2 separate regions of the Homo sapiens genome follow, and region 1 is linked to region 2. A link is an interaction called in ENCODE POLR2A ChIA-PET data of the cell type or tissue named here. Cell type or tissue: PC-9. All regions are shown on one strand. Links, peaks and the distances in the headings refer to the core of each region. The heading gives the core; the rest is flanking DNA.

Region 1 (10,583 bases), core at 2,090-7,089, 1.0 Mb after region 2:
GCAGAGCGAGCTTGGGTGGGCTTGGCGTCTGCGTCCCAGCAGCTGTCCTGTTGGACCTATCCAGGTTTATGTGCAAGAACCCTCTTCCCGGGGAGCCTGCCTTGGGAGTGCATGTGGTCCAGATGACCTGCTCATCCATCACCAAGCTAGCTGTGCATCCCAGGGTCAGTCCCCTGCCACCACAGTCACATGTCATTATGACGGAAGCTGATAACAGCTGATTGCAGGAGCTGAACTTTTTTCCTCCACCCTTGACAGTAATTCAAAAGGAAATCCAATGCTCCTGCATGGAAAAGTGTCAGGACCAAAGCCCACATCCCACTCGGGGGCGGAAGTTGGAAGGGTGGAGTTTGTCTGCCCTGCTCAGTTAGTCATAGGCCCCTCACAGTATTTGCAAGGACATTGGGGTGTGCGTTTGTCCTCTGGGTGCATCTGCCACTGTTGGTGCGAGGACCAGCGTGCTTTCCACAAGCCCGATGCATGGGCCAGGCCGTTCCTCCATGAATATCCAGCAGGCAGGGGAAGAAGGAGGTGGATGAGGCTCAGCTTCTCCCGGAGGCCCGGCAGCCCCGCCTCTTGTTTTGCCACTAGCTTCTCTTCCTGGAGGAACAGGCCAGGGTTGAAGCCCAGGTGCAATAAACCCAGCAGTTCTGAAGTATGGAGAGGGCTGAGCCTTCCAGCTGGCTGCATCTGCCCCCCAAAATAAAGAGCAAGCGGAGGTAGCAAGCAGGGCCATTATGGGATCCCTGAGTTTCTGCCTGTGGTAACACTCGCTTATTTATTTATTTATTTTTGGAACGAAGTTTCGCTCTTGTTGCCCAGGCTGCAGTGCAATGGGGCAATCTCAGCTCACTGCAACCTCTGCCTCCCAGGTTCAAGCGATTCTCCTGCCTCAGCCTCCTGAGTAGCTGGGATTACAGGCGCCCACCACCACGCACGGCTAATTTTTTTTTTCTTTTTTTTTGAGATGGAGTCTTGCTCTGTCTCCCAGGCTGGAGTGCAGTGGCGCAATCTTGGCTCACTGCAAGCTCCGCCTCCTGGGTTCACGCCATTCTCCTGCCTTAGCCTCCCGAGTAGCTGGGCCTACAGGCGCCCACCACCACACTTGGCTAATTTTTTGTATTTTTTAGTAGAGACGGGGTTTCACTGTGTTAGCCAGGATGGTCTCGATCTCCTGACCTCATGATCTTCCCACCTTGGCCTCCCAAAGTGCTGGGATTACAGGCGTGAGCCACCGCACCCGGTCTCGCATGGCTAATTTTTGTATATTTAGTAGAGACGGGGTTTCACCATGTTGACCAGGCTGGTCTTGAACTTCTAACCTCAGGTGATCCACCTGCCTTGGCCTCCCAAAGTGCTGGGATTACAGGCATGAGCCACGATGCCCGGCCAACACTCATTTTTATTTCATTTTTTTCTTGTTTTTAGTCAGGCCCATGCTCTGCTGCCCATGCTGGAGTGCAGTAGTACGATCACAGCTCACTGCAGCCTCCAACTCCCGGCTCAAGAGGTCCTCTTGCCTCGGCCTCCCAAGTAGTTGGGACCACAGGTGTGCACTACCATGCTTAGCTAAGTTTTGTATTTTTTTTTAGAGACAGGGTCTCACTGTGTTGCCTAGGCTGGTCTCAAATTCCTGGCCTCAAGCTATCCTCCTGCCTGGGCCTTCCAAAGTTCTGAGATTATAGACATGAGCCACTGCATCTGGCCTCTCTTATGTTTAAACAAAGAAAGAGAAAGCAAAAGGCCATAGGTGAACGCTTTGGTTGCTATTGGTTTCTATTGTATTTAGGCATTTTATTCAGACTGATTTGAGTAACTTGGCAAAGGCCCAGGAGCTGATACGTATAAATAACTACACTTGGTGTTTATCCTTCGGCCATCACTTGGGATTCTAAAGGCATTTAGAGACCTTGCCCTCTGGGACTGCTGCCCATAAAATAAATGAGGAGGTTGAGGCGGGAAGAATCTTCCCTTGGGTGTGATAAGGAACAGAAATTCCAAGATGAAGCTGGTCAGAGCTCTGCTTAGGAAGGCCCGTGTGCTGAGCCCAGCTGCCCCCATTTCCTGTCACTGGTTTTGCGGGTTTCCCCGTTGTAGCTGATGTCCTTCCCTCGCTTCCTTCTGCTCCAGTGGGCGGCGAGGGTGGAGGCAGACACCTGCCCACTGTCATTGCTGTCATGGCTGGGGATTAGCAGCTCCCTCCTCATCTCTAGTCACAGCTGAGGACTCCGATGGGAACCTCCCTTCATGGGATCCTCAGGTCTGACAGCTGGGGGCTTCCCACTCAGCCAGGCCTGCATGGTATCTGCTGCCGATGGAGGCTCTGTCCCTCTGTCTCTCCCTCCAGGGCCCTCCAACATTCTCAGGATAACTTCGGACCTCAGCATTGGCTTGGCCGTGGACAGAGGCACCCCCTTGGACCCAGCATCCGTGTTCTTGATGTGGGGACGTGACTCTGACAACAGCCAATTCTGTCACCCAAGGCGTTTGAGCTTTCACTGCACACACCTCCCACCCCCTTTCCTTTTTCCCTTTTCCTCCAGGCTTCCCAGCCCAGGTGCTGCTGTTGGGATCCTCCTCCTTTCCCCAGAGTTAAGGCATTGTCTGTGCACAAGGCCCATTCCCTGCCCAGCAGCCAAGCTTGAGGTCACCCTGTGATAACCTGAAGGGCGTGGAAGGGCTTGTGGCTGAGCCAAGGAGAAGCAGCACTCCCGTCCCACCGAGCATGCACTCGGCCTGCAGAGGGGAGTCCTTGCCTCTAACCCTAAACACAGAATTCCTTGAAAGCCAGTCACCTCAGGGCAGAGCAGGACTATGTCCTTTCTGGCTTTCTGTTGCTCCTGGTCCCATAGACAAAATTTTCTCAGCAGCAATGAACTCAGAGGCCAATCAATCATTTCTCTGGCAGAAACTGCAAAGCCCACATAGCAGAAGGGAGATGTTGCAACTGTGGGGTCTCTCCCTTGGAGCAGCAGTTAGAAATGTGTTGATCTGAGCCAACAGGGCCTTGTACAATCAATTCTCCCACTAAGAAACTGGCGGGGTGCCCCCTCCAGCAGAATGCCAGAGCCAGCGTCTCCTCAGAGTCCCTGAAGCGCCAGCCTCCTCACCACATGGCCCTTGTCGGGGTTCTGCCAACTTGCAAGGTCCTCCAGACATTGTTTACATGGGTATTGTCTGCGTTCGGGCTGCTGTGCATGTTCTTGAACCATGCGTCTTGCTGGGGTCAGTCCCTGAAAGTCTCCATGTGACCGGGCACGTGGATAGAATGGAGCATGCCAGCAGTCCTGGGGTGCACGTGTATTTGTATGTACAAACGAAGGTCTATTTCAGGGTGGTAAACTTCACAACCACAGGAACAAAGCTGCTTTCTCCTCTGAACTTAAATGACTTAGAGAAAAAACATGCAATTTGTAAACTGCCTGGACATTCTCAGAGAGACAGCAGCTTGGCTCAGAGGATAATCTTTGTTTTGTAGCATTCTGTTCCTGGCAGATTAAAAAATGATGTCCTTTTTAAAGGAGAAGGAGGAGAAGCAGAAGGAGGAGGTTGGGCTGACTGAAAAACTTTTTATCTAGGGTGGCAACGTTAAGTACTTTCTGAAATGTTCTTTGCATGCATTTGGGCCATTAAAAAGAAGAACAAATGTGACTTACGTTTTCATTTCCTGGAATCCATGTTAATGATCTTTGGGACGTGGTCTAGAGAGAGCAAGCAAAGATGGTGGTCACAAAATGCGCAGGACGTAGGAGAATCCTACCCCAAACCCAGGCTCTCTGGGGATGACCAGGAGCTCAGGAACGGTGACAAAGTCCAGCCAACCCCCTATAAAATGACTTCTGAAGCACCTTCTACCAGAGGCCCTACAACCATATGAAACATTTCAACAACTCATTTTGCAAAGATCTGGAATCTTGTAGGTCAAGGTGATCTACCGGGTCAGTGGTCCCCAAGGCAGGGCTCATCTCCACACCAGCGCCGATTTTGAGAGCTCCTGTTAGGAGGAAGAGGCCCGAGGGGGTGGTGTGAATGGGCACACGGTCACAGCCACAGCCGCGTGGCTGGTCTGAGCACGCCCCCATCCCTGGAATCTGGGACACTTGCAGCTCACATGGTTTCTGAAGAATCCTCTATGGAACTCTTGTTTGGTATTTCCTTCCCAGAATGTCTTCATCCCGGGCCCCTTTCTGTTATTTTCCGGTCTTCTCAGGTGTCCCCTTTGTATCTGAAAAACATAAGGCAGAGCAGAAACGCCCTGTGTAACCAGATCGCGAGACGCTGGCCTCGTGGGGGTAATCGTGCCCGCCCCTTGCAGCTGGAGGAACCCGAGGCTAAGACACCCACTCCTGGCCTCACTCCTCACCTTTCCACACCCTTGGCAAATATTCCACTTTCCCCTGTGGTCAAATGGAAAGGGCAGACTGCACTGCCCCACCATGTTTTTTTGTTTGTTTGAGACGGAGTGTTGCCCTGTTGCCCAGGCTGGAGTGCAGTGGCATGATCTTGGCTCACTGCAACTTCCACCTCCCGGGTTCAAGCAATTCTCCTGCCTCAGCTTCCCGAGTAGCTGGGATTACAGGTACATGCCACCATGCCTGGCTAATTTTTGTATTTTTAGTAGAGACAGCGTTTCACCATGTTGGCCAGGCTGGTCTTGAACTCCTGACCTCGTGATCTACCCGCCTTTGCCTCCCAAAGTGCTGGGATTACAGGCGTGAGCCACTGCCTCCAGCCACCCGCCATGTGTTTTAAACACCATGAGGTGTGTTCACGCAACATTCAAGAAGAGCAGGTGATTCTGATGCTAGCCTGGGTTCTTTTCCTTCTGACAGATCATGCACTGAGGGCTTGAAAAGCACATTTGTCTCTAGCGTTACAGATATGCTTCCCAACAGCCAGTGAAGCTGGGTAGTGACAGCCTCCCGCGGTGTCACCGAGACAAGTGTGCTGGCACAGAGGCCTCCCCTAACCTCAGCCCTCTGCCTCCCAGCTCCCCGCCAGCCCAACAGCTCTCCTTCCTGCGCAGTGGCCTCCTGAACATCCTCTACCTGCACATGCCTGACTGCCCGGTATCCCTGCTCCAGTGGCTGTTCCAGGTGAGGACCGCAGGCCTGCCACTAGGTGGCGGGAGCGCTGCAGTCTGGTGGCCCGGCAGGCCCACAGGCTGAGGGGTGGGCACTTCACCTCTTCTTGCCTTAGGTGCTGCTTGGCTGGGCTCAGGCTGGGAGGAGGGAGGAGAGCTGATTGGGCATCGATCCCCACAATGGTGCTAAGAATGCCAAGGCCAGGGAGGTGCAGGGGGTTCGCCTGTGGTCTCCCAGAGCGGCGAGCGCTGGGAGCCTCTGCTTCCCCCGAAGGTGTGTGTCTCTGGGTGCTGCCTGTGCCCTCACGTGGCTTTCCTGAGGGACCTGGTGTACCCAGTGGACTTACGGTCTAACCTCTCAGTGAATCGGTCCAAGCCCCTCAACAAGTGCTTCCTATGCAACAAAGCTAATTTCTTCACCAGCGATCACAGGTCCCTCATCCCATACGCAGCGGGAGGGCCGTTCAGGGCCCACGGCAATCCTGCAGTGCCTGGTTTGGATCCCTCGTGAATTTGGAGCCGAGGGTGCTTGGGCGTTTGAGCGTGTGCTTCCTGTGTGCAGTTGTAGCTTGGCTGGGAAAACCTGGAACGGCTGCTCTGGCTGTGCTGTTTTTTCCCTCCTGGTTGCTGCTAGAGCGTTTTGCCATAGGGGAACATACATTTTGCCCAGGGCTTGACACCTTTGCACAGAGAGAGGCAGTGAGAAGCCAGCAGGGACAGGAGCCAACCGCTGTGATCTGAATGCCAGGCATAAGGATGCCGTCCTGGCCTTGGTCCCCACCCAGAATCGTCCCTGTCTGGGGACAGGTGGGTCACAAGTTCCAGCTGGTCCCATTCCTGCCAGTTGGAGCCTGGACCCCAGCTGTAAATCAGAGCCATCATGTGGGGCGGATTATTCCAGGAACTGCTTGGCCTCGGCAGGCTGGCTGCAGTCCAGAGAGAGCCCTCCAGCTCTCCCTTCGTGCTCTGGGTCCTTCACCTTGCTCCTCCTTACCCCGGAGGAGGAAGACATGCAGCTTCTGGGGCCCTGGTATGTAGCTGCTAACCTTGTCAGCCCCCAATCCCCCACCCAAGGCCCAGAAGGAGCAGTGGGTGAGTAATGGGGAACAGTGGGGCCATTATTCCCCACGCTGGCGGTGCAGCCCCTGCTCCTTGCACAGTGTGTGACGGAACACACAATCGAGCATTGGGAGGCACAAAGGACCCATCTGAGACGGCACCCACAGAGGGGCCCTGCGTCACCCTGACACTGGCGTGGAGTGCCTTCCCGGGGGCGTGTCGGTTTCTTCCAGGTTCAGAGACCCCCATCCTGGGAGGCACAGACGAGCCTTCCCCTGCCTCTTTCCCCGTCTCCATCATGCTGCGAGGGGGCTGGAGGGGAGAGGAGTGCAGGACCCAGCCCTGAGGTCAGACAGACAGACTTGGTGTGAGTTCTGGCCCTGCCACCTACTCCTGTGTCGCTACAGACAGGTTTCTTAGCATCAGCTCTGTGCCTCGGAGCCAGGCCTGATGGGCCCATGTGGAGTTAAGTGGGACATCCGTGAGCTGCCTTGTCCTTGTGCCCCCACAGAGCTCTGCTCTGGGCCTGGGTGTCCTCTGTGAGGCACGCTGTTAGTGCAGAGTTCCAGTTCACATTCTGCAGGAAGGAGAGACAAAAGCTCCCATCCCCCATGGCTGAATCCAGATCCATGAAAGGGGTGCACTGGCTTTGGGGGGCCTTCTGGGCAGTGTCCTCAGGGGACTTAGAACCTCGAGCAGTTACTGGGGACTGTGGTTGTGGGAGGCAGAAACCCATGGGGGCTCCCTTCTGCAGGTGCGAGGGTGGTTCCTGAGGTCCCAGGGTAGGGGCATGCTGGGCCCCAGGAGGAGCTGGACCCAGGGATGGGGAAGGGTTGGGATCCTAGGACTGGCCTCTGCTGCTGTCTCCCTGCAGGTTCCATGGCCAAGTAAGGCCAGACCCTTTTCCCAAATCTGGTTCCTCAGGAAGGAGAATCTGGTTAGGCTAAGAGGGGTTAAGTGGTCCCCTTGTCCAGTCAAAGGCAACTCGGGAAGTGGGGTCCCAGGGCTGCTGGGGCCATGCCTGTACCTGGGGTCCCTACTGAGCCAGGGCGTGGGTGAGGGGGGCAGACTGCTCCAACCCTGCTCCTTCGATGTTCTTGGAAAGGACAGCCTGAGTTCTCTCTCAGGGACTCGATCCCGTGTACTCCTCCCTGGGGCTTTAATAGGGTGTGCATGGGCACTGGCTGAGCTGTGCCCTCGTGTGGGCCAGCCTTGCCGGGAGAGTGGACATCAGCAGGAGGTGTACACCCTCAATGAATGTATGTTCTTGTTGGGAGAGACTCAAGTGTTCAGCCATGAAAATGTTGTAGGAAGTTACAACAGGAGGAGAAAGGCAGAGTTCTAGATGCCGACCGGAGGGCATCCACGCAGGCTTACTGGGGGGGGCGTGCTTGGGAACCACACCTGTGAGGGAGGGAGAGTATTTGCCCCCAGGAGTCCCACTGGGCTCTGGAGCCCGGTGACCCCTTTAGAGTTGACCCAGTTGAGGCGAGGTCTCCAGCCTCGGCCAATTATCAGACGCAGACACTTGGTGAGGGCTGTGACCTTGCACTAGGTGCTCCCTCCAAGGTCAAGGCTCAGAGAGGGTCCTGGGCTCAGGGCCCTGGCAGCGACACTGCCCAGCCCCTGGAGGAACAAGAGCCTCAGTCCTGAAAGGAGATGTGCCCACAGTGCCCACAAGGCAAACTTTTCTGGGTACTGGGGAGGAACGATGTCATGCACAGCATGGCTGCCACTGTCGTGAACTTGGTGAGTGCCCCTAGACCAGATGGCACCTGTGGGCTGCTGCTGTCCCATTGCTTATTCCCTTGTCAGCCTCTCTGCATGTTTCCAAACCCCAGCTTCTGACTGTCAGGCTCCAGGAGCATTCAGATAAGGATCCCAGAAATGACCACCCTGCCCTTGTTTGAGGACCTGTGTTCAGTACCAAGGACCGTCTAAGCTGGTGGTCTCAGATGACAGTGTGTTAAGGCGCTGACCTGGAAATGATTTGAGGATCACAGAGAGGGCCCACCCTGTGATTGTCCTGCTGCCTGTGATGAGTGCAGGCATGCTTTCTCTCCCCTTACGCTGGGCCCTGCCCTGGAGGGGCATGGCTATGACCACAGGGAGCGAGGGGCAGAGGGACCAAGACCCCCATGCCAGGAGGTGGACGGAGTAGGAGGTTTCAAGTGGCACAGACCTGGGTGTCTGGGCCTGAGTGCTGGCTTTGCCGCTCAAGGCTGTGTGACTCTGGCAAAGTTGTTTGACTTCTCTGAGCTTGGTTTTCCATCCTCTAATTGGCAACAATGACAATGTCCTTCTACCACACAGACTTATGAGAATTAAATGGGATTTATTTAACGTGGAGTAATAGAAGTTTGCTACTATTGCTTCTTAGGAATGACCCAGCTCACCAGGTTTTTGTTTTTGTTTTTTTTTTCCACCTAGCTGCTGACATGGCCTCCAGAAACATCTTTGGGAGCCTTTGGTCTTCTGTGGGATCTCATTGTGGATGGAATCTTCCTTCAGCCTGGTCAGTACTGGGATGCAGGGTGGAGATTGGCGCACTGAGCTCCCAAGCCTGTGATACGTGACTCTCAGTGCCCAGAGCCCAGCTGCAGGCGAGATGCTGGTGGGACATTGCATCCAGGGTGTAGAGGCATCAGGCCATCTTTGGCTCAGGCTCCAGCATTAGTAAAAAGCTGAACCAACAGGCTCCTCGGCACCTTGAACTGGCCTCAGATCTCAGCCCCTGTGGCCACGGCCAGGCTGACCTCACAGGCTCTTGGGATCCCAGAGCAGTCCAGGACAGTGGGTTCAGACTGAGACAGTCTCTAGGTCTGAGGGGACAGCTCACCCCCAAGTCCTTCCTGAAAGCGCCGGTTAGCTTGAGAGGGTTCCAGGAATATCCGCATCAAATCAGGGTGCTCCTTGGGTTGGAGTCACCAAAGGGAAGAGTCTGAAGCTGTCTCCCTCACTGACAGCCTTCTTTGGCTGATAGGACATCCACAGTGCCCCTGAGTTTGGTCTGGGTGGGAATGAGAGCCTCAAGCTGGTGCCTTGGTTGTGGCATTTAGGAGGTATATTTAATTCCTCTTTATAATGCTTTTGGATGTTCAGAGTTCCACAGAAGGAATTAATTTCCCCCCCTAGTGGCTGCACCCTCCCTAGACTGTCATCATTTGGTACCTGAACCTAGACACTTTGGCACCAAAAAATATCATGTAACCAGTTGAAAGTTGCTTAAGCAGACAGTAAGAGGGACTCCCAGGTGGTCAGACCCCGCCTCTGCCCCAGCTGTAGGCTGCTCACCCCAGAGCAAGAAAGCACATGGCCCTGAAGGCCAAGGCCAAGGATGTACCATGAGCCCCCAGCCCTTTAAGTTTCTGCTTTTGTGCCTCTTCTGCTTCAGGAGTTGGCTGAGCTGGAGCCATCTGTCAAATTAGAGCATTCCAGACTCCTCCGCCCCTGCCCTCCATGGAGCCCTCTAAGCGAGGTCTTCTGAGTAGCACCAGTCTCAGTGCCCTCTCCCTTTTCGTAACCTCTGCCCCTGTAGCCCCCGATGCACTTTGGAGCCCCAGGGGCCGCCTCTGCGGCATGCCTGCCCTTTAGGGGAACAGAGGCTTCCCTTGTCCTGCTCCCTGCAGTGGTATGTGTCTCCTCCGCTGAGGCAGAGGGGATGCCCCACTCTCCTTTGCTTCTTGCCACGTTGTCTCTGATGCGCTCCCCATTAGGAAGGATCAGAAACAAGCTCTTGAGTCCCCTGTCAGCTTAGCTCTGGCTCTTCTAACTCCAGAGCATCTCCTGTGGCCACTACCTGAGAGCCCAGCCTGGGATTGTGTTTCCCTGCCCAGGGGACCAGGGACTGGCCTACAGAATTCCATGCCTGGGGTCGGGATCTCAACTGGTATGGGGAAAGTGAGAGGCCCGGTCCATTAGAGAACTGAATGCAGGGACTTGAGCAGATAGTTGCGTACCCAGGTTCTTAGCAGCATTGTTCACAATAGCTAAGAGGTGGAAGCAACCCAAGTGTCCACCCGTGAATGGATAAACCAAATGTGGTACATACATACAGTGGAATATTACTTGGCCTTAAAAAAGGAAGGAAATTCTTTGAATGTCCATGATGTATTATTTTAAAAAAAGAGGAAGGAAATTCTGACACATGCTACAAGATGGATGAACATTGAAAACATTACGCTGAGTGAAATAACATACAAAAGAACAAACACGTATATGAGTTACCCAGGGTAGTCAAATTCATATTCCATGTATATGAGGTACCCAGGGTAGTCAAATTCATAGAGACAGAAAGTGGAATGGTGGTTACCGGGGGCTAGGGGAAGGAGAGAGTGGGGAGTTACTGTTTAATGAGTACAGAGTTTCAGTTTTGCAAGAAAAAAGAGTTCGGAGATGGATGGTAGTGGTGATTGTACTACAGCGTGAATGTACTTACTAC
Region 2 (10,583 bases), core at 1,867-6,866:
CAAGCTTGGGAAATTGATTGATAGCCACAAATGTAATTTTAGATCAGTATCAACTGTCTTATATTTCAGTATTTTTTTTCTTTTAAAATTGAAGAATGGTATATTTTCCCCCCTTCCTCCACTTATCACAGCTAATGCCTTATGTTCTTTGTTGCTTTTGTCACGTGGAACACCTCCTTGTGTGCTATTTTCCTGTCAGGACTTCAGTGTGTCATCCCCCACATTGTCAGCAATTTCAGTGATCTCTGAAAAAGCCCAGGATTTTCTCCCTGACCTTTACCCAGTGCCCTTTGTAAAGGGTTATGTATACCTGATTTGATGGAATAATTTATGTATAGCAGCTCTGAGCTGAAGTTAGCACTTTTGCTTCCATAACTGTCTTCATATTGTATTTGACTCCCATCTTCTTCATATGTTTAAATAATTATTGATAGAATTCTAAAGTAGTAGTTTATTTAAGCCAGAAGTTAATGTGCAAGGTGAATAATAATTTTAATCATTCTTTATACTCCCCCCACCATAGGCTACATTAAAAACAAACCCGGCTTTTATTTGTCCAAGAATGGTTGAGTGTCAGTAGGTCAGTAGAGCCAGTTCCAGAGCACATAGTCAAGCCAGCAGGTATTTGTAATACCTTCTCTTCTGCTGCGTTCTGCTTGCTTCTACTTGCACACTCCTGGGTAAAAGTGAATGAGATATGTCCAGCATGGCAGACCACCAGAAGTTGGCCATAGCACTCAGCACTTTGTCCTTGCTTCAGGAATAGGCCCAGATGGTTACTCTTCTCTGGCCACAATCCTGGGACCAGAAGCCCAGTCAGCAGAGCACCTGCTCTTCCACCAGGCTGGTTTGTGCCTGGAGTGAGTGGTGAATAGATGAGGTCAAGGCTTTGCAAATGGATGGCTTTTCTTCACGTATTGGTTTATCATTTACTTGTTGTGTGTGTCCTTGGGCAAATTATTTGTGGACCTTTCTCAACTGTACAGTGGGCATAAACATGCTTAATAGAGTTGCTAGGCACTTTGCCATAGGTCTTGAAATGTTAGTTTTCAGATATGTTTGCAGATTAGGCGTGCTATCTTTTGTCTCCTCTCTCTGTACTGTTTCTTTTGGCCTATGTCTCTATTTACCTCCTCCCGCACCTTGCCTCCAGTGAAAGAAACCAGGCATGGAGCATTTGTCTCTTGGATCAGCCTTGATACCCTTATGCTCCCTACTGAGCAGTTCCTTGGGGCCAAGGGGAGTCTAAGGCCATCCCCAAAAGAGGTAGCCATTTCTTTAAGGTACTGTGTTTTATTTATTCAAATTTTGCATTCCGTTTCAGTATCCATGCTGGTTCCAGTAGAAAAACAGATTTTCCCAAGTGGATACACCTTAAGATGTGTCTCATGCTTTGTACTTAGGGCTCACAATAGCACGTTTCTGGAAACATTTCTGTGTTTCAGCAGTACTATAACAGTCATTCTTCATCAACAAGGAGAATGGAATGGAATGGAATGTTGCCAGGGTCTTGGTTCACAGAGGTAGACTAACTTTGACCTTCCTGGGACCCTGAACAACTCCACATCAGACAGATCGTTGTGAAAGGCACTGAGTAACATTTAGATAAGTGGATGATTTTGCATTTTTTACAGTAACATCAGAAAGTCCAGTGTTGTATGAAACACTGCTTATTAATAAAGTAAGAGCATGTGGTTAGATATCAGCTACTTGTAGGAGAATATGCGTGGCTTTCAGTTTCATAGTTCTATTCCTGCAGATTTTTATTGCATCAACTTGTTTTATTTGAGCAGTTTGTGTACAGTGATGTATGGAATAATCTTCACCAAATAGTGTGTAGATATGTTTTTGACTCATAGCAGAATAAGTACTCTAAGGCCTTAGAATAGTAGCCTGGGAAGACAAATGTTAGCACAGAAAGATACATCATTCTTAGATAGCCAAGAAGACCTGCAGGTGTCATTAATTAGCATCTGAAAAGGAAATATTTTGGAAAACATAAATAATACAGGCAGTTAGGTGTCTGCAGCCAGAGAGTTAGAGAAGGAAAGAAGTAACAGACTAATGGAGGGGAGTTGTCAGGGAAGGAGGTGTTGGGGCAGAAGGGCCCAAACATGGGGAGCTTGGTGGAGGGCCTGGAAGAAACTGGTGATTAAAGCAACAATTGTCTGTCTAAGCACACACACCCTTACCCTGCCCCTATCATTAGGCGGCTGGCCTTATGATATGTACTGTGTACAGGGTAACTTCTCTTTTGTACAATTGAAGATAAAAGGCTTAATTTATACATGTCTAGTGGTCATAATACATCAACAAATTGCTCTTAAATGAGTTAGTTTGTCAGCTGAATTAACTAACATAAATGTTGTCATATCCTTTTCCTTTTTTTTTTTTTGAAACAGAGTCTGTCTCTGTCACCCATACTCAAGTGCAGTGAGTGGCACAATTATGGCTCACTGCAGCCTCGATCTCCTAGGCTCATGTGATCCTCCCATCTTAGCCTCCCAAGTAGCTAAGACTAGAGGTGCGCCTCCAGGCCCAGCTAATTTTTTTTTTTCTTTAGTAGAGATGAGGTTTCACTCTGTTGCCCAGGCTGGTCTCGAACTCCAGACCTCTAACCATCCTCCCACTTTGGCCTCCCAAGGTGCTGGGATTACAGGCAAGAACCAGTGCGCCTGCCCGATATCCTTATTCTGATGGGAAGGATGTGCCTTAGCAAACTGGTTCAAATGAGAAGTTGGGGAAGGAGTATAATCTTCTGGATAATGGGAGCCAGGAAACTTGCCAGGTCTCGTCTTCACTACGCACAGATGAGTGGGAGATGTTGGGAGTCACTCTTGCTTTGTGCAGGCTTCCCTACAAACATGTCAGCACTGCTTGGCATACTTCCTGAAACTTATGTTTTTGTCTGAACATTGCCCCTCCAAAGGGAGAACTCATTTTCCGAGACCCTACTGCAGGGAGATAGGAGTGCCCACTGTGTTGTCTGAAATGTGTGTGGTACACAGCAAGTGCTCAGTAAGTCTCAATTCAGTTGAAAGTTGAATTACACACTGACAGGCAGGTTCATGACTATTCCCATGTTTACGTCCGAAGTTCATGTTGGTGTCTCAAAGTGTTAACACTTAAAATATTAAAACACCACATTGAGATATACATAATATATAATATATATATAATAAAGGAAACATAGACCCTCTGCGCCCTTATCTGGTAGTCACTCCTCGGTTCTTATCTGGTCACTAGGCTAGACAGAACACCAGCAAATTAATTCGTTAATTTTTATTCAGTAGGTGCCATGTCTTAGGCTGGGTGTAGAAAGATAATGACACAATTCTGGCTTTGCAAGAGCTTTCAGTGTGGTGGAGTGAACAGGCCTACAGATGGATGCTGAGTTATAAGTGGTTGCCAGGATAGGTCGGGTGCTGGGGACAGGACTTAGTGTACTAGGGCATTACTTAGAATAAGTAACTCATTTTGAGGTCTTAGGCAGTAAGACATTATAGCCTTGTTATGTGTCTGTGTCTCAGAGTTCTGAGATTTTTCTTCTGTGCCTCCCACCTTAAAAAACCTCTCCAAAAAAAAAAACAACCTAAAAAAAGTGGCGTAAGACATCCCAACAGGATGTGTTACATGGGAAGACAACATGGTATGATAAGAAGAGCATCGAGGCTCTAGTGCTTACTAGCTCTGTGACCTTGTACAAGTTACTTATCCCTGAGAGTCTGTTTCCTCTTAGACTAAGTGGGAATAAAAGTATTCTGTGGAATGTTGAAGAGGTTAAACTTTTGGTTTGAGGATGCTTAATCTATTTAGCTTCATCTTCTCTCCCCCCACTATCAACCCTCTTGAAAAATTTTCCATTGCACCGTTCGAATTAGTTGAGTATACAGTTTTTTATTATAAGCAGTTTGTTACTTATTAAATTTCTTATTTCCATGTGATCTTTATACTCTTTTTTTTTTCTCTTTCCTTTCTGACAATTTGTCTGTACCCAGGGAATTTAAATAAATAAACATTTCATTTTGTAGTCACATATGAATAAATTTACACACTGTACTGTTTTATGTTACACTTCCTGTTTTCTGTCAGTGTGCATCTTTCATGCAACCAGTATATTTTTCAGTACACTGCTGGGTCCTTGGATATGTTTATGAGTAAGATAGTAATTAGCTTCCAAGAATTTTTTTGTTAGAGACAGGCATAAACAATTACAGTGTAAGATTAAAGGTACATATTAATATGTGTGTGCCACAGGAGAGAGCTAGGTTGACTGTATACACAGACCTGTGTATCAGTCAGCTTATGAAATTAGAGAGGACAGTTCTAATGGGGCATTAGGTCTGGATCTGAGTAACTCCCTTTTATGGTGAGTCAAAACAATACTCCATAAGTTCCATCTGACTCACCGCCCCCATCTAAGAAGTGTGCCGTTTGTTTGTTTGTTTGTTTGTTTGTTTTAGGTGGTGGGCAGGTGTGGTTGAATTCACACCTGTGAACACCCCTGGAACAAGTTTGGTCAAAGCAAGGGCTTGTCTTCGTAAGTGATTAGTCTTGTCATCTTATATGAGGGACCTGCCTGGCTACCTTTCTCAGTGGTGTAGAGAGTAAACAGACTGCTGACTTGGAATATGGGCTTGACTGTGACCTTGAGCAAGTTAACTAGTCCTCATGTGTCAGCTTCCTAATTTGTTTAATGGGGATAATAGGAATACCTGTCTTCTAGGGTTGGTGTGAGTATTGAATCATCTGTAGGGCTTGGTATGTAGTAAGTGCTGGATTAGTGCTAGCTCTTGTTGCATATTCATGTTATGTTTGACTCTGGACTACTTGTGTAATCCCAGGTGAGCCAACTTGAAGCTATTTTCAGTTGGACCAGACCAACTCCTTAGTCTGAAGGTAATCCATGTAGTCAGCTCAACAAACATTTATTGAGGGCCACTGTGTCAGACACTGGATTGGTCGTTGGAACCTAAGAGATGAAGAAGGGGTGATTCCTGGCCTCAAGTAGTTTATACCTTTTATTTATTGTGTTCTCTTTAGTTTCTCAAAATACTTTTAAGATCAAGACATTCAAAGAATTAAGATTTGAAGAGTGGAAGAAATTTTAAAAAATTAGGAAAGGGTTCTTTTAAAGTAATGTATTAGGTAATTTAGGGAGAAATTGTCCCTTCCAGACTCTGTTAACCACCCGGAAAGATTTTGTCTGAGTCGAATGCCAGACACCTTGCTGGTTTAACTACTGCTAAGTTATGTTGCAGTGAGCAGAGAACAGCCGATTTACCCTGTGAGGCTTACATGTTCAGTGTATGCATTGTCAGCTCTAGTAATTATTCTAACATACTAGATATTCATGATAGAAATTTGTTTTATGACAAGGGAAAAATATACCCCTGTCAAAATGATAGCAAATAAATTTGATAATTTTGCAATTTAAGTTTTTTTTTAAAAAATTGCTTTTGTTCAATTTTTTTGTTTCTAGGCTTTGCTTACTTTCTCTTTTACTGAATTATCCTTGCATTACTGTTCTTTTTCTACTCAAATTTTTAGCTCTAGCAGGAAAAGCCACCCTAGGAAAATTGACTAATGCCATCTAGTTCTACCTTTATGTGAATTTCAGGGTTACATTTAAATCACTTCTCCATGGGCAGGCAAAAGAAAGGTAGAAAATAGCTTTTGAAGTTAGCCTGTCTAGGAGTAGGTAATTTTACACAATCTAAATTCACAGGAGAATTTCTTCAGATTTTTAGGAGCAGTAATTTTCATTACACATTCCCTAATTTCATTAGGAAATTTTTAAGTAATCTGTGCTGTTTGTGAGATTAGATGAATTGGTGCCCAGCCATGGGGCTTGTCACAGCCATCCAGATTCATCATTCCTGGTGTCCACTTGGTGCTTAGCAGCGTGGCCCTTGGTAGTAAGTGGTAGCTATTATGTGCCAGGTAATCTATGCAGTAGTGCCTGTTTTAAAAATGTTGGAGAAACCAGCCCCACACCACCTGGCGGGTACCCCGAGTCCAGCGGAGACAAAGGAGTTAGAAAGAGACAGAATAAGAGTTTAAAAGGTGGGTCCAGGGGACCAGAGTGTCAGAGGCTTGCTCACAGCCCGGAACTCTCAGCCTCCACCCAATTTATTGGTTTACAAGCTCTTTGTTCTTAGGGTAGATGGGAGGGGTACGAAGCGATGAGGAAAAGAATTAATCGGTGAAGGAGAACTCGTCAGTCATTCAATAAGATATATAGCAGTGGCGGTTTCTGTGAATTTCCCCAAGCAAAGGCGTGTGTCTAAACGGCTTAAGATCTTTAACTTACCGGGACTGAAATGGGTGGGAGTGGGTTTCAAGAGGAACCAAGATGTTTGATTATACTCCACTGTTTCAAGGGAGTGTTATTTCCCCGAGCAACCTGTGGCATGCCGCGGAGCTCTTACGCTCTTGGGGCATAAAGACATGAAGGCAATAAGGAGACTTTTCTCCTCAGAGGCCGCCCATGGCTCCCAGTGGGTGTCTCACACAGGGGAGACCAACTCATCTGGCACCCTAGAAACTCTCTTTCCCACAAAAAAGAATTGTATCTATATTTTATAGATGAAGAGACTGAGGTTGTAAAGACCAAGAGTCAGTGTTTTCCCAAAGTTTGCTGATAATAGTGTGTATTAATTTACTGCTTGGTAACTTATTTCTGTTTTATAGATTAGTATCTTCCTTCCCAGGATTTGTTGGAATTAAATAAGAATAGTGCATGCAGATTGCATAGTACAGTGTCAGGATGTAGAAAGCATTTAGGAGATATGGTTAGACATTTTACTTGGGTTATTTCTGTTTCGATGTGTTTTTCTGTCTGGGAGTAAACAGGTGGTTTAAGGAAAAATCTTGATTGCAGTAGAATTGACTTAGTCAAGGACGTATATTTCAAATGTGTGTTTAACAAGCTTGATATGATAAAAATAGATCCAATTCTTAGTTGCATGTGATTTTTGCTTTCCTCTGTAATATTTATTTGACTGTTTTAAAGAAATTATGGAAAACATTGACTTCTTTCCCAACTGTATTTCCCTGCAATTTGTTTGCAGTGGAACTGAATTTACTCTAAAGAGGAGGTATGTGGCTTGCATATCATTTTCAGTAATAGGAAGTGACATGAGCAAAATTGCAAGGAAACAGAGATTAGAGACCAGCCTTGAATAAATCCAGTATAAAAGTAGAATGCCTTAACATTTCTCCTAATTTCCTAAATTGTATTACAGCAGTATTTTTGACCTTGTAGGTGGTGGTCTCCTTTATTATTATTATTTTGTCTGGGGACATAGGAGATTTCTTGAGAAAGACCTTTAACTGCAGCTGTATGTGGTAATAAGTGTGTAGGGATTGCTGTCATTCTATTAGTAGAACATTCAGGAATGTGAATGCTTGATTTGCCAGTTTCCTTGGAAGTCGGTTGGAGTATTAGAATATTACTGTACACTATACCTGTGCCACTTTTATGTAAGCCTGTTAGAACTGGATTCTGGAAAACATTTATATTTGAGAAGTTAACTTATTCTTCCAAATATTAATTCATTCTGTATCTAGATATTTCAGACTTTTAGCAAAAATTTACCACTATGCATTTGCATAGAAGAAAAACTTTTAAAAATATGTGATGTAGTATAAACATCTGATTTATAAGTGAAGATAAAATTATTCTAGCTTATATATAACAACAACAACAAAGGGAAATTATTCTAGCAATCTCAAAAATTCTTATTGTATTTATTTATTTTTTGAGATGGAGTTTTCACTCTTGTCACCCAGGCTGGAATGCAGTGGCGCGATCTCCGCTTACTGCAACCTCCGTCTCCCTGGTTCAAGCGGTTCTCCTGCCTCAGCCTCCTGAGTAGCTGGGATTACAGGTGCCCACCACTAAGCACAGCTAATTTTTGTAATTTTAGTAGAGACAGGGTTTAGCCATGTTGGCCAGGCTGGTCACAAACTTCTGACCTCCAGTGATCTGCTCACCTCAGCCTCCCAAAATTCTGGGATTACAGGCATGAGCCACCATACCTGGCCTGCAATCTCAAAAATTCTTAAAGCTGACTGGTTCCTGAGACCTTAAGGAAACAAAAAAGCTATCAAAAATTAGTAAAGCTCCTTTTCTCCCACTTTTAACATACAAGAAATTAATAAAAGACAGAAATGAGGTGACATCTATGTGCCTTCAGGGTATTAAGAGCCCAGGGTAATAACCTACTTTAAAACAATGCTGTAAGGTTGAACATGACTAAACTTGTGCCAGCTTTCTTTTTCTTTCCTTTATGTTTTAGCCAACTCTATTGAGGTATAATTTGCATACAGTAATATTCACTAGTTTGAAGTGTGCATTTTGATTAGTTTCATAAACATACAGTTGTGAAAATGGCACCATCTTAATGTAGGACATTTCCATCATCTCAGAAAGTTCCCCTGTGCCTGTTAGCAATCAGTGCCTTTTCCTCATCACTGGTCTCAGGCAACAACTATTGCTCTGCTTTTTGTCACTTTCTGTAGCTGCTGCGTGGTCTAGAATTGTAAATAAATGGAATCATACTACATGCAGTCTTTTGTTTTGACTTGTTTCAGTTTGCATAATGCTTTTGAAATTCACGTTACATTTATCATGTTTGTTTCTTTTTATTGCTAAGTAAACTACAATTTAGTTTTTTACCTGTTAATAGATTTCTGGGTTGTTTCAAGTTTAGGGCTATTATGATTAAAGCTTTTATGAAGGTTTAAGTAAAAGTTTTTTTGTGGACAAATATTTTCATTTCTCGCAAGTAATACCTGGGAGTAGATTGATGAGTTGTATGGTAAGATTATGTTTAACTTCAGAAGAAACTGTCAAACCATTACCAGCAGGATGTGAGAGTTCCAGTTGATTTTACAGTATGTCTTTCCCCAACACTTGATGTTGTCAGTCATTTCAGTGGGTACTTAGTGGTATTTCATTATAGTTTTTTTTTGAGACGGAGTCTCACTCTGTTGCCCAGGCTGGAGTGCAGTGGCGCTATCTCAGCTCACTGCAAGCTCCACCTCCCGGGTTCACACCATTCTCCTGCCTCAGCCTCCCAAGTAGCTGGGACTACAGACACCCGCCACCACGCCCGGCTAATTTTTTTGTATTTTTAGTAGAGATGGAGTTTCACCCTGTTGGCCAGGATGGTCTCAATCTCCTGACCTTGTGATCCACCTGCCTCGGCCTCCCAAAGTGCTGGGATTACAGGCGTGAGCCACTGCGCCAGGCAGCCTTTTCATTTTTTAAGCAGCGTTTTTTGAGAGTAAATATTTTAAATTTTAATGAAGTACAGTTTTTCAATTTTTTCATTTACAGGTCTGTGTATATTCTGTATCCTGTAAGAATTTTTGCCTACCACAAGATCACAAAAATTTTCTCCTGTGTGTTTCTCTAGAACATTATAGTTTTAGCTGTTTATTTAGGTCTGTAATCCATTCTGAGCTAATTTTTATATATGGTAGGAGGTGGGAGTCAATATTCATTATTTGCGTATTCAAATAATGGGAATATGTAAATAATGCATATTGCAATAGGGAATAGAACACAAAAGCATGCTTTTTGTTGTTGTTGACTTTTAAAATATTGACCTACAATTTCCCGTAAGTTCACTTTTTAAAGTGCATTTGCATATTCAGCTGTTGCAGCACAATTTATGAAAAGACTTTCATTTTCCTCCATTGAGTTGCTTTGGCACCTTTATTGAAACTCAGTTGACCATGTATTTGCGTGTCTGTTTTTCGATTTTCAATTCTGTTCTGTTGATTTACATATCATTTTGTCAGTTCTGTATTAGCTTGGTTACGGCAGTCTTTTAGTAAGTCTTTAAAGGGAGGCAGTATGAATACTGCAACTGCTTTGGCTGTTTTAGTTACTTCCATTTCCATGTAAATTTCAGACTTGTCAATTTCGAAAACAACAACAACCTGAGATTTTGATTGAGAGCACATTAACTCTAATCAAACTGGTGAGAATTGATATAACAACATGGAGTTTTTAATCCCAAACAAGATTCATCTCTTTATTTAGATCTTTTTTAATTTCTTTAAACAGTATTTATCTCTCATGTTTTTGGAGGCTGTTGTATAGGGAATTGTATTTTTTCCATATACAACAATTGTATATTGTATACAAGTATACAAACAATTGGATATTTGTTCTGTATACAACCGATTGTATTTTTTCCAAATACAATGAAATTATATTTTATTTTATTTTTCAATTGTTCAGTGCTTGTATATAGAAATGTAATTGATATTTGTTATTAACTTTACGTGCTATAACCTTACTTGTTCTAATAGCACCTTTTTTTTTTTTAGATAGTGTTTACAGCTTCCTTTCCTTGTTCCCAATTTTGGGGGGAAACATTCAGTCTTTGACCATCAAGTACGATGTCAGTTGTAAGTTTTTAATAAGTGTTCATAATCGCTGAGGAAGTTCTTTCTATTGGCTTACTGGTAATTTTCATCATGAATTGGTGAATTTTATCAAATTCTTTTTCTCTATATTAAGATGGTGAAGTAACTAGTTTTTCTTTTTTTAGAATGTTAATATG

Evidence for each region. Peaks named below come from ENCODE experiments on the same cell type or tissue, not always from the same donor. Only the 100,000 strongest peaks of a DNase experiment are listed, where the experiment ranks them.
Region 1: POLR2A ChIA-PET joins it to region 2 with 10 read pairs; 1 of 35 experiments calls an interaction of 5 or more read pairs at or near these places.

What each region holds. Positions count from the first base shown.
Region 1 is chr2:96,945,892-96,956,474 of GRCh38, reverse strand. It overlaps FAM178B (family with sequence similarity 178 member B), which reads left to right. Exons shown (of 17, transcript NM_001122646.3): 7 at 4,991-5,096; 8 at 8,573-8,657. Among named protein-coding and RNA genes, the nearest start is that of FAM178B, 35 kb to the left of the region's middle. RefSeq lists enhancers at 5,172-5,811, 5,812-6,453. In PC-9, for the core only: CTCF peaks have their summits at 4,914 and 5,118 (motif pointing right); a DNase peak (open chromatin) is centred at 5,114.
Region 2 is chr2:97,960,899-97,971,481 of GRCh38, reverse strand. The region is part of intron 1 of TMEM131 (transmembrane protein 131); the gene reads left to right. Among named protein-coding and RNA genes, the nearest start is that of TMEM131, 30 kb to the left of the region's middle. RefSeq lists enhancers at 4,586-4,645, 8,261-8,340. In PC-9, for the core only: no CTCF peak of the experiment used is centred there; a DNase peak (open chromatin) is centred at 4,571; H3K27ac peaks cover 1,859 bases.